2 separate regions of the Homo sapiens genome follow, and region 2 is linked to region 1. A link is a loop called in an ENCODE intact Hi-C map of the cell type or tissue named here. Cell type or tissue: endothelial cell of umbilical vein. All regions are shown on one strand. Each heading gives the region's core, and the rest is flanking DNA. Links, peaks and the distances in the headings are about the cores only.

Region 1 (5,932 bases), core at 280-5,279:
AGCTCCACTAGGCAGTGCCCCAGTGGGGACTCCATGTGGGGGCTCCAACTCCACATTTCCTCTCCACGCTGCGCTAGTAGAGGTTTAATAAACAAAGAATTCCAAGGGATCTTCAAGTGCAATTTTGGCAACAAGTAATTATTAACTAACACACTTATTTTATTATCTAATCCAGAATAAATGTATCTAATATATATCTTTTTTAGATCTGGTTATTATTTTAAATGTCATATCATTTATCTGTTATATGCATAAAATTGAATATGAATTGCAAATATATATACAGTTTTACATAAAATATATATTAAGTTTTATATATAGAGAGAGTTATATATATACATATGTAACTTATGCTTTTTACCCACTTTTTTATAGGCATATGGGGATTACAAAGACTGTCACAGTAACAAAGAAGTTAAATACACTTGTATAATGTAACACAATTAATAAACCCATGTCTTCTTATCCCAAGTCCAGGCCTTTTCCCATTAGGAACATGGTTGCTTTCCCTATTTCCAAACATAGAAAAGTAAATATGACTTAAAGGACTTAGGGGCATCACAAATGAAGTCTAAGGTAAAATAGTGATGGTGGATAGTAAAATAAAAGTGAAAAGTTATCTGTAAAACTCTGAGGCAGAATGGGTTAGAAAAGAATGAAATCATTTATGTATTTAATAAAAGCTTTGTGGTTTGGCTCGATACATGAGCAATATTTAATATTGTGTTTATCTATAGCGTTCAGCCCCATAATTTGTATGTACATCTAGCTAGCACTAAATATCACCAAGCATGTTCTAGACAATGTGCTAAGTACTAGCAATACAACAAAGCAGCAAGCATGGATCTTGACTCTTCCCAAGAGGAATTTATGATGTTCCAAAGTGAACCAAAATGAACACAAGGTAATCACCTCAAGAAAAAGGAAAATGTGTTTGCTAAGTCTAAGGATAGGCAAGTAAATGCTAAAGAAAAAGTGTGTGGCACTTCCTCCTTCACCCTCTGTCTGTCTCCTGCTCCAACATGTGAAGACTCACTTCTTTGCCTTCCACCATGATTGTAAGTTCCCTGAGGCCTTCCAGCCATGCTTCCTGTACAGCCTATGGAACTGTGAGTCAATTAACCTTTGCCTATTTCCCAGTTCCAAAGTCACTTCCCCATTTTCAGGTATCTTTATAGCAGTGCCCCATTTTTCTGGTACCAATTTTCTGTATTAGTCCATTCTCACATGGTTATAAAGAACTACCTGAGGCTGGGTAACTTATAAAGTGCCACACACTTTTAAACCATCAGATCCATCTATCACAAGAACAGGAAAGGGGAAATCTGTCCCTATGATCCAATTACCTCCTACCAGGCCCCTCCTCCAATTCAACATGAGATTTGGGTAGGGACACGAATCCAAACCATATTAACCTCCAACCAGGCCCCACCTCCAGCATTCATGACTATATGCAACATGAGATTTGGGTGGGGACAAATATCCAAATTATATATAAATATATAAAATCATGTATTTTATAATAAAGACAAACCAACTGCCAAAATGTATAAATACATTGCCAAGATTTGGCTTTCCTGTATTCAAATTGGAAGAACAGAAAGATAATACAAACAGTGGGCACCTGAGTCAGGATAATACTTTGCTGTTCCTTCACATTGGTATACTTTAAATAATCAAACATTTACTTATAGAAGACGCAGACTACTGTGTGGGAAGAGAATAGAAACGTAGCCCCCTTGTGGCTATTCCCAAATTCTCTAACATCTCAAAAGCTCTATTCCCAACTGCACATTCTACTAAGAAAATAGTAGCTTTACAGTAGGTGCCACCCTGCTTTAATGGCAGATTAGGGACAATATATTTCATGCTCCAAATGACTTATGAAAGTATTATTCAACTATGTTTTTGCTAGAAATGTTATAGTAATATTTTATATATCTTTGCACATATTTCACAATATTTTAGTAATCAATGATGTACTCTTCTTTTTTATTATTATTATTATTATTTTTGAGACGGAGTCTTGCTCTGTCGCCCAGGCTGGAGTGCAGTGGCGCAATCTCGGCTCACTGCAAGCTCCGCCTCCCGGGTTCACACCATTCTCCTGCCTCAGCCTCCTGAGTAGCTGAGACTACAGGTGCCCACCACCACGCCCGGCTAATTTTTTTGTATTATTAGTAGAGATGGGGTTTCACCATGTTAGCCAGGATGGTCTCGATCTCCTGACCTCGTGATCCACCTGCCTCTGCCTCCCAAAGTGCTGGGATTACAGGCTTGAGCCACTGCGCCCGGCCTCAATGATGTACTCTTCTTTATAGTTTAGTATTCACGTAAGTAACCCACCTACCCTACTTCTTAATCCAGCAATATTTCTATAGCTATTCCATTTAAATGAAGAATGGTCTTAAAAGCTCTAAAGAGTATTTTCAAATTTGGCATGAACAATAATATCCCATCAAAGGAGATCTTCCCCTAATACTATTTCATCATGTCAGTAATTTGAAGAAAAGCTAATAGTTTGCCTGTTTTGCTGGTTTCAACCAGCATACAGTGGGTGGGTGTGTAGGCTTCAAAGTTGCAAAAATGGAAGTATTAATTGAACATAAAGTACTATATGCAGAATGAAAAGATAACATTATGTGAGAAAATAACCATTTGAAATAATAGAACCAAACTAAAACATTCTCAGTAGATCATCAGGTTCAAGTCGTTTCCAAGTCAAAGGAATTATTCCCCCAAACAGAGCTGCTTGATCTACTATAAAAGTTATTTAATAAAAGATATACTTCAGCTTCCTCAGAACAAATCCTTCTGTGTATGTAACCTTTGCACATAGAAAATTCTCCCTTACTATTAACATGAGCCCCGTTTTGCATACTTAAACTTATGAACACAGAAATCATATAAAATCATTCTTGGCAGTTCTTCTCTTGACCAGAATGACACATGCCATGATGATCTTATCATAACGTGCAGCAGGAAGTGGCTAATGAGGTCATCCTAGCAACTACAACCTCGTCAAAGAGGCCCATATTTTCTGGTGAAATAAGGCAACCAATCTATTCATTTAGCTCAGTCTCTCTTTTCATCTAAGTTGTTATCACAAAATTCCCAAGTGTTGGGTTTATAGCCACAGATTCTTCCTTCAAATGAAGTAGGCTCGTGCAATTGTCTATTCTTGTAAAAGCTGCTACTAATTTTGTACTTCCTCATATTGACCTCAGAATCATCCTGAAAATGATTCTCTGCCCTCGTCCTGAATATGGGCTCAGTTGATGAAGAAAAATACAATTTGGAAAAAAACGATTCAGGACATCTAAAGAGACTGAGCTGACAAAAAAAAAAAAAGTGCTGGAGATTATGGCTCTATTTGATTTCAAAATGAACAAACTCATTAAAATAAATTGCTTCATGCAGAAAATGTATAAAACATATGGAAAGCAGAATATCAAGAAAAATATACATAACATTTATGAAAACAATTATTCAATTTGGCATTCAAAATTATACTTCAGTGGAAAAGATAAAAAGGATATAGGAAGTGCCAAAATAACATTTCTGACACCACTTTTCGTATATACCCTAAATTGGATCTAACGTAAAGTAGAAAAATATGTGGAAAACCTAAAATCAGTAATATAAATGAAGGAAGTGCAGTGCCCTAAATGCGTAGCACTTTAAAGCTGGAAAGAACGTCAGAAATTATTTATAAACACAATGCCTCATTTTACCAAAAAAACCTGAAGTTTAGAGCAGTTAAAGTTCTTGCCTGAGGTAATACAGCTAGTTAATGAGAGAACCAACACAAGATCCTCATGCCTCTCAGTCCAGTACTTTAATCTCCATTCACACTTAAAGTAACTGATAGCAGAATATATGCCTTTATTTTGAGATAGAATAGGGATTTTGTACACCTGCGGTCATAGTCCGTTTTCACATTGCTATGAAGAATACCTGAGATTTGGTAATTTATAAACAAAAGAGGCTTAATTGGCTCACAGTTCTACATGTCTTGGGAGGCCTCAAGAAACTTACAATCACGGAGGAAGGCAAAGGAGAAGCAAGCACCTTCTTCACAAGGTGTCAGCAGAGGAAGAGAGAGCAAGGGAAATCCCACTTTTAAACCATCAGATCTCGTGAGAACTCCCTATCACAAGAACATCATGGGGCAACCACCCCCATGATCCAATCACCTCCCACCATATCCCTTCCTCCACATCTGGGGATTACAATATGAGATGAGATTTGGGTGGGGACACAGAACCAAACCATATCACCTGGGTTCCAATCCTCTGCTTTTCCCTCCCTGCCTCTAGTCCAGCTCTGCTCAGCCTAACCATGTTTTTGATCTGACGATACAGAAACAAAAGAGGGTTTTCTCATGCAGCATTGTGGCTGTAAGGACAGAAGAATAGCAGCTACAATCTTGGAGGGCAGAGATGACATGGGGAGATAGCAGGACAGTTATACGAAACATATGTTGTCTTTCCTTAGCTACAATAACTCAGTTTGATCAATTTGAATTATACATGGTAGATGCTTGGCAATTGCAATACTACTCTGATCTCTTTAAAAGTGGAAAAATGAAAAGCATTATATATTAACACAAAAGGAAAATATCATAAACAAACAAGGCATGACTATGACTGAGTCTCACTCTAGCAAACCAATGATTATGCAGGGAAGTCCAGCAAGAGAAATAAGCAGAGATAGCTAGGAGGAGGCTATTTGCAAATTTTTAAGGATACCTACTATATTTCAAAGGTTGTTACCTGAAATGAAAAGCAGCTACATTATGTCAAATAATTTCCCATGGACAGCAGCAATGAAATTTTTTCTAGTCCAACAGCTTCCTTGAGCCCCACAGTGAGGTTATGCACACAGTGAAGCTGCAGCTGAGAAAACCTATCAGAGGGTAGGGCCATATGGAGTGGTATTTTTTAGACCACAATTTTTTATCCTCAGGTAACACTGTGTAAAAAAGAGAAGTGGGGAAACATGGTACTCATGCAGCCTATAGTGCCAGCACTATACTGGCCTATGTAAAGTAGATGAATACAACTTTCAACATTGTGTTTTATATTTATTCACAAGTGGGAAAAATAGATTGTGCTCTTCATGATCAGCAAATCTATGTGAGTCATGCAAGGAAATAGAGGAGAGCATATTACCAAATGTACTGTAGGTACAAATCACAGCAAAAACTTTAAAGATGCAACGAAAGCTCCAACACATTATTTCTTTTATAACTTATTGATGCTGAAAACCGTTTTCTAGTCCACAACACTGGCATCAACAAGAATACTATTACTTTTGTTATTATTATCTTTTCAACTTTTAAAATGTTGGAAAGAATTTTAAAACTAATCACAGAAAATGAGCTAAATATTTCAGAAAAAAAAATCTGCCAATACATTTTTTCTGTCCTCTCATGTACCTTATAGCCATTCTGCCTATTTTTGCTTCCCAATATGCCTTGGTATTTCAGCTACTAGCAAGAATGCTATAAGAATTAGACTTCACTGTCAGTTTGCATTGTGTCAGGATTGATGGCTAAAAATAATATTTTAGTTTTTTTAGAGGTATTTTTTCTGTTTTAAGTTTTTCTTTCAAGAACTGCCCTTTTCATCTGGTACAGATGCCAATAATGGCTGTACCTCCACTGCCAGTGGGATCAGAATGACACCTGATGAGCCAGTCTAAACACTGTATCTCATTCAACATAGTAACTGATCCAGAAATGAGAATAACACCCAATAGAATCAATCAAAGTCCATTTGAAAGTTTTATATGGACATAAATAGAAAAGAAATACCTTTCTTACCTTCAGAGATCCTGAGCATGAAAAACTATGTCAGCTTAGAGCTTCTGGAGGCCATCTTTACTGTAACATGGAAAACACCTGACTGAGAAGCCAACAGACAAAAGC
Region 2 (5,932 bases), core at 389-5,388, 210 kb before region 1:
ACAATCATGTCATCTGCAAACAGGGACAATTTGACTTCCTCTTTTCCTAATTGAATACCCTTTATTTCTTTCTCCTACCTGATGGCCCTGGTCAGAATTTCCAACACTGTGTTGTATAGGAGTGGTGAGAGAGGGCATCCCTGTCTTGTGCCAGTTTTCAAAGGGAATGCTTCCAGTTTTTGCCCATTCAGTATGATGTTGGCTGTTGGTTTGTCATAGATAGCTCTTATTATTTTAAGATACGTTCCATGAATACCTAGTTTATTGAGAGTTTTTAGCATGAAGTGTTGAATTTTGTCAAAGGCCTTTTCTGCATCTATTGAGATAATCATATGGTTTTTGTCTTTGGTTCTGTTTATATGCTGGATTATGTTTATTGATTTGTGTATGTTGAACCAGCCTTGCATCCCAGGGATGAAGCCCACTTGATCATGGTGGATAAGCTTTTTGATCTGCTGCTGGATTTGGTTTCCCAGTATTTTATTGAGGATTTTTGCATTGATGTTCGTCAGGGATATTGGTCTAAAATTCTCTTTTTTTGTTGTGTCTCTGCCAGGCTTTGGTATCAGGATGACGCTGGCCTCATACAATGAGTTAGGGAGGATTCCCTCTTTTTCTGGAATAGTTTCAGAAGGAATGGTACCAGCTCCTCCTTGTACCTCTGGTAGAATTCGGCTGTGAATCCTTCTGGTCCTGGACTTTTTTTGGTTGGTAAGCTATTAATTATTGCCTCAATTTCAGAGCCTGTTATTGGTCTATTCAGAGATTCAACTTCTTCCTGGTTTAGTCTTGGGAGGGTGTATGTGTCTAGGAATTTATCCATTTCTTCTAGATTTTCTAGATTATTTGCGTAGAGGTGTTTATAGTATTCTCTGATGGTAGTTTGGATTTCTGTCAGATCGGTGGTGATATCCCCTTTATCATTTTTTATTGCGTCTATTTGATTCTTCTCTCTTTTCTTCTTTATTAGTCTCGCTAGTGGTCTATCAATTTTGTTGATCTTTTCAAAAAACCAGCTCCTGGATTCATTGATTTTTTTGAAGGGTTTTTTGTGTCTCTATTTCCTTCAGTTCTGCTTTGATCTTAGTTATTTCTTGCCTTCTGCTAGCTTTTGAATGTGTTTGCTCTTGCTTCTCTAGTTCTTTTAATTGTGGTGTTAGGGTGTCAATTTTAAATCTTTCCTGCTTTCTCTTGCGGGCATTTAGTGCTATAAATCTCCCTCTCCACACTGCTTTGAATGTGTCCCAGAGATTCTGGTATGTTGTGTCTTTGTTCTCCTTGGTTTCAAAGAACATCTTTATGTCTGCCTTCATTTCGTTATGTACCCAGTAGTCATTCAGGAGTCTCAGACCACAGTGCAATCAGACTAGAACTCAGGATTAAGAACCTCACTCAAAACTGCTCAATTACATGGAATCTGCTTTTTTCTTAGTTAAGGACATTTTCTATCTGGCACAAATTCCGAGTCAGAGAAGAAGATTCTACAGAGGACAAGTATTTCCTCCTACAACAGATCATTAACAATCAGGGTAAGCAACAAGACTGGAGGCTTAGAACTGTCTATTTAATTATAATTGATTTTTTGTAGAACTGAAACAACTGTGTTGAGAAATGTCATTGACAGCGACAGTTCAGATAAAGTATGGGAAGGGGAGGGATGTTTGCCTTTTATACAAGGCAGACTCCAGAGAAGCTTACCATATAGATCTTAAAATTCTGATTAAAGACACAACAAAATGAAGCAACAAACTAATAAGTAACTTTTATGAAAATTGTATGCTTAATTCAAAGCCACCATTTTTAAGGAGTTAAATTCTAAAAGTTATTTCCAGGCTTTCTATTTCCTTTCATGTTAGTCAAGAAAAAAAAATTCAGTGTCAAACAACATTTAAAAATTTAAACTTTAAAATCACCTTTTCCCAGGAAAACAATTTCCATATTTGAACACTTCTCAATACCAGAAAACTGATTTAAGAAGAAAAGGCCAGGTGCGGTGACTCATGCATGCAATACCAGCACTTTGGGAAGGTGAAATAGAATGATCTCTCGAGTCCAGGATTTCAAGACCAGCCTGGGCAACATAGTGAGACCCTGTCTCTACACATTTTTTTTTTAAATAGCCAGGCCTGATGGTGCACGCTCGCTCATAGTCCTAGCTACTCAGGAGGCTGAGGTGGGACAATCACTTCAGCCAAGGAGTTCAATGTTACAATGAGCTATGATTGCATTACTGTACTGCAGCTTTGGTGACTGAAAATTTATCTCAAAAAAGGAAGAAAAAAGATAAGGAGCATAAAGCTTTAAACATATTGATGCATGTGAGTGAGATGAGAAGGATAAATTCAAATTACAAAGTCGGAATTAATGCAGGTATTATTATTAGTTTGGAAGGTGAAATTTCAAACCTTTATACTAAATCTAAGAAAAAAAGTCAACACTTCAAGAAGTCACCAAAGAAAGTGAAATACTACCTATATGAATGGGTATCTGAAAGAGAGAGAAACTAGACTAACTGCCATGAAATTAAATTCCATTGAAATAACATTGACATCTTATGGAAATATTTTAACATTTTCTGACCTAAAATGAAAAATGATTTTACTATATAATCCATGTAAGCTAGAATGCAAATTCTACTTAAATAGTTAGAATAAGTAACACTGATATTTTATGAGTTAATCATAACATAAAGTTTAACTTTAGAACTCAGAGAATTCAGACCTTACTCTTCATAGGATGCTAAATGTTCAACCAGCAGAGGGCGATGGTGTATGCTTACAGCTCAGCTCGGAACAGTGCAGAAGCAGTCAACTTGGTAAATAATCCATTGGAAAGAAAGAAAGTGTAGAGAAGTAAACATGCAAAGTACAACATGTTAGAAATTATTGCAAACATTTTCAAGATTTGATAATAGTGGGAGATAAGTCATTTCAAATCTTAAAGATTTGTCGAAATATTGGTACAAACAGCCTAGAAGGGAAGAAAATAAGCTTTTGAGATACTCTAGCTTCAAATGACAGATTCAGCTGAGTTAACATTAGTGGGAATTATATGACTTTTCACTTTGTAAAAAACTTTTAACTCCATTTCTAATTTTTAAACTTAACACTATTAAAATTATGTTGTTTTACCGTTGTATGCAACAATAAAAGTAGTGGTAACTAATATTTATTGAGTATTTTTAATTTAGTTCATTGATCTCAATAATTGTATTGCATGTGTACTATTATATTTCCTTTCTAAAGATGAAGAAACTGAGGTTAAGTAACTTTTGTACATCTCGATTACTGCTTCTCACAGGGTAAGCATATTTTAAATTATTTCCTCCACCATATTCTATTGTATGTTACTGTACTGCAAGGGCATAGATTGCCTCCAACGCGCCATTATGCAACCTGAATTGCAGTGAACACATTCAAATTTTTCTCCTGTCCATAACTATGAAATATGTGTTCATCTGTGTAATCATTTGGTTGAAAGGTATATCAATACTTAGTTTCACTAAGAACTGCCAATTTGTTTCCAGAATGGCTACACCAGGTTACACAGAGAATTCTTGTCTTCTCACATTCTCACTAATTAATATTTTCATGTGGATCTTTTAATTTTTCTCATTGCTAATAAGCTGTATCATTTCTCTAAATAAATTTGTTGCCCATTTGAGAATTTCCCAAGTGCCATTTCAAAATAATTAATTTTGATGTGGGAAAGTCTAGTTTTCACTTTAAGTTTTATTTTTGGGGGGGTCTTATTTAAGACTTCTCTGACCTTGGGTCACAAAGATATTGCTTTTCTTCTATTATCTTTTCATTTTACCTTTTGCATCTAGGTTTTAAACCACATAAACCCACTTTCATATGTAGCATAAAGTCGAAATTGAGCTATGCTTTTCCGCATATAGTGAAGAGTTTTCCCAACACAATTTTTTCCCAGTCATTTAGTAGTGACTATTCATCAACTAACTTCTTACATACTCTCAGTGGCATACTAACAGTATAGTTTTCTGTTTTTATGTTAGTTTCATAACATTTTTCATACTAAAGCTTTATTATATTCTACTTTTTGTTAAGGTGTACTAGCTTGTAATTTACAAATACTGAACTCGCCATTTTAAGGTACAGTTCTATGATTTTTGAGAAACACATACAGTTAATGTAACCACCACTTGGTACTGTATCTGTAATCAAGATACAGAAAAAATTCTATCCCCACTTAAAATTCCCTCATGGTCCTTTGTAGGTCACTTGGCTCCAACCCAGATTCTGGCAGTCATCATTTGTTTGTTGTCCCTTTAGATCTGCCTTTTCCAGGATGTCATACAAATGGAATTACATAGCATGTAGCCTGTATCATGACGAGAAGGGCTTCTTTCACTTAGCATATTTCACTTAGACAATCCACGTTGTTGCATGAAAGAGTAGTGTGTTCTTTATTATTGCCAAGTAGGAAGCCATCCTTTGGATATACCACAGTTTGTTTACACACTCACGACTTCAAGAATATTTGACCTGTTTTCCACTTTGGGTGATTATGAATAAAACTACTATAAATAATGACATACAAGTTTTTATAAGAATATAAGTTTTTATTTAATCTGGGTAAATAGCAAGGAATGAGGTTGCTAAGCTACATATTTAAATATGTAGAAGAAACCGTCATACTGTTTTCCAAAGTGGTGATAATATTGTGCATTCTTATCAGCAATATATGAGATTTTCAGGTGCTCTGCACCCTCTCTAATAACCATAGCTTTTTTCTTTTTCTTTCTCTTATTGATCATTGAAAGATATACGTTCTTGTATCCGATTGTAATTTTAATTTGCTTTTTCAAACTGGCTAATGATATCAAGCATCTTTTCATGTTTTATTTAACTTTCATTTTAGTTTAAGTGGTTACATGTGCAAGTTTGTTATATAGATAAATTGTGTGTCATGGAGATTTGGTGTAAAGATTATTTCATCACCCAGGTAATAAGCATAGTACCTGACATGTAGTTTTCTGACCATCACCCTCCTCCCACCCTCCATCCTCAAGTAGGCTGTAGTATCTATTGTTCCCGTCTTTATGTCCATGTGTACTCAATGTTTAGCTCCCACATGTGAGTGAGAACATATGGTATTTGGTTTTCTGTTCCTGTGTTAATTTATTTAGATAATGGCCTCCGGATCCATCCATGTTCCTGCAAAATACACGATCTCGTTATTTTTTATGGCTGCATAAGTATTCCATGGCAGATATGTAGTACATTTTCTTTATCTAGTCTACTGTTGATAGGCATTTAAGTTGATTCCATGTCTTTGCTATTATTGTGAATAATGCTATGCATACATGTGCCATTATAGTAGAATGATTTATATTCCTTTGGGATCCAATAATGGGATGGCTGAGCTGAATGGTAGTTCAGTTTTAAGTTCTTTGAGAAATTGGCAAACTGCTTTCCACAGTGGCTAAAGTAACATACATTCCCACCAGCAGTGTATAAGCATTCCCTTTTCTCTGCAACCTTGCCAGTCTGTTATTTTTTGGCTCTTTATAATAGCCATTCTGCCTGGAGTGAGATAGTATCACATTGTGGTTTTGATTTGCATTTCTCTAATGGTTAATGATGTTGAGCATTTTTTCATGTGTTTGTTGACCATGCACAGATCTTCTTTTGAAAAGTGTCTATTCATGTCCCTTGCCCACTTTTTAATGGTGTTGTTTTTTGCCTGTTTATTTACTTAAATTTCTCATAGATTCTGGATATTAGACCTTTGTCAGATGCACAGTTTGAAAATCTTTTTCCCATTCTATGGGTTGTCTACTTACTCTGTTGACATTTTCTTTTGCTGTGTAGAAACTCTTAAGTTTAATTAGGTCCCATTAGCCTATTCTTGTTTTTGTGGCAATTGCTTTTGGCATCTTCACCACGAAATCTTTGCCAGGGCTTAT

The links. A loop is a pair of places that touch in the nucleus more often than their neighbours do. Peaks named below come from ENCODE experiments on the same cell type or tissue, not always from the same donor. Only the 100,000 strongest peaks of a DNase experiment are listed, where the experiment ranks them.
Region 2: a loop joins it to region 1, with 4 times the contacts of the local background. A loop is called at or near these places in 4 of 110 quality-filtered maps.

The regions. Positions count from the first base shown.
Region 1 is chr4:106,687,755-106,693,686 of GRCh38, reverse strand. All of the region lies in intron 3 of LOC105377356 (a long non-coding RNA gene), which reads right to left. Among named protein-coding and RNA genes, the nearest start is that of LINC02173, 260 kb to the right of the region's middle. In endothelial cell of umbilical vein, for the core only: no CTCF peak of the experiment used is centred there; a DNase peak (open chromatin) is centred at 2,986; H3K27ac peaks cover 1,110 bases.
Region 2 is chr4:106,895,649-106,901,580 of GRCh38, reverse strand. No RefSeq gene overlaps it. Among named protein-coding and RNA genes, the nearest start is that of DKK2, 140 kb to the left of the region's middle. In endothelial cell of umbilical vein, for the core only: a CTCF peak has its summit at 2,754 (motif pointing right); a DNase peak (open chromatin) is centred at 2,770.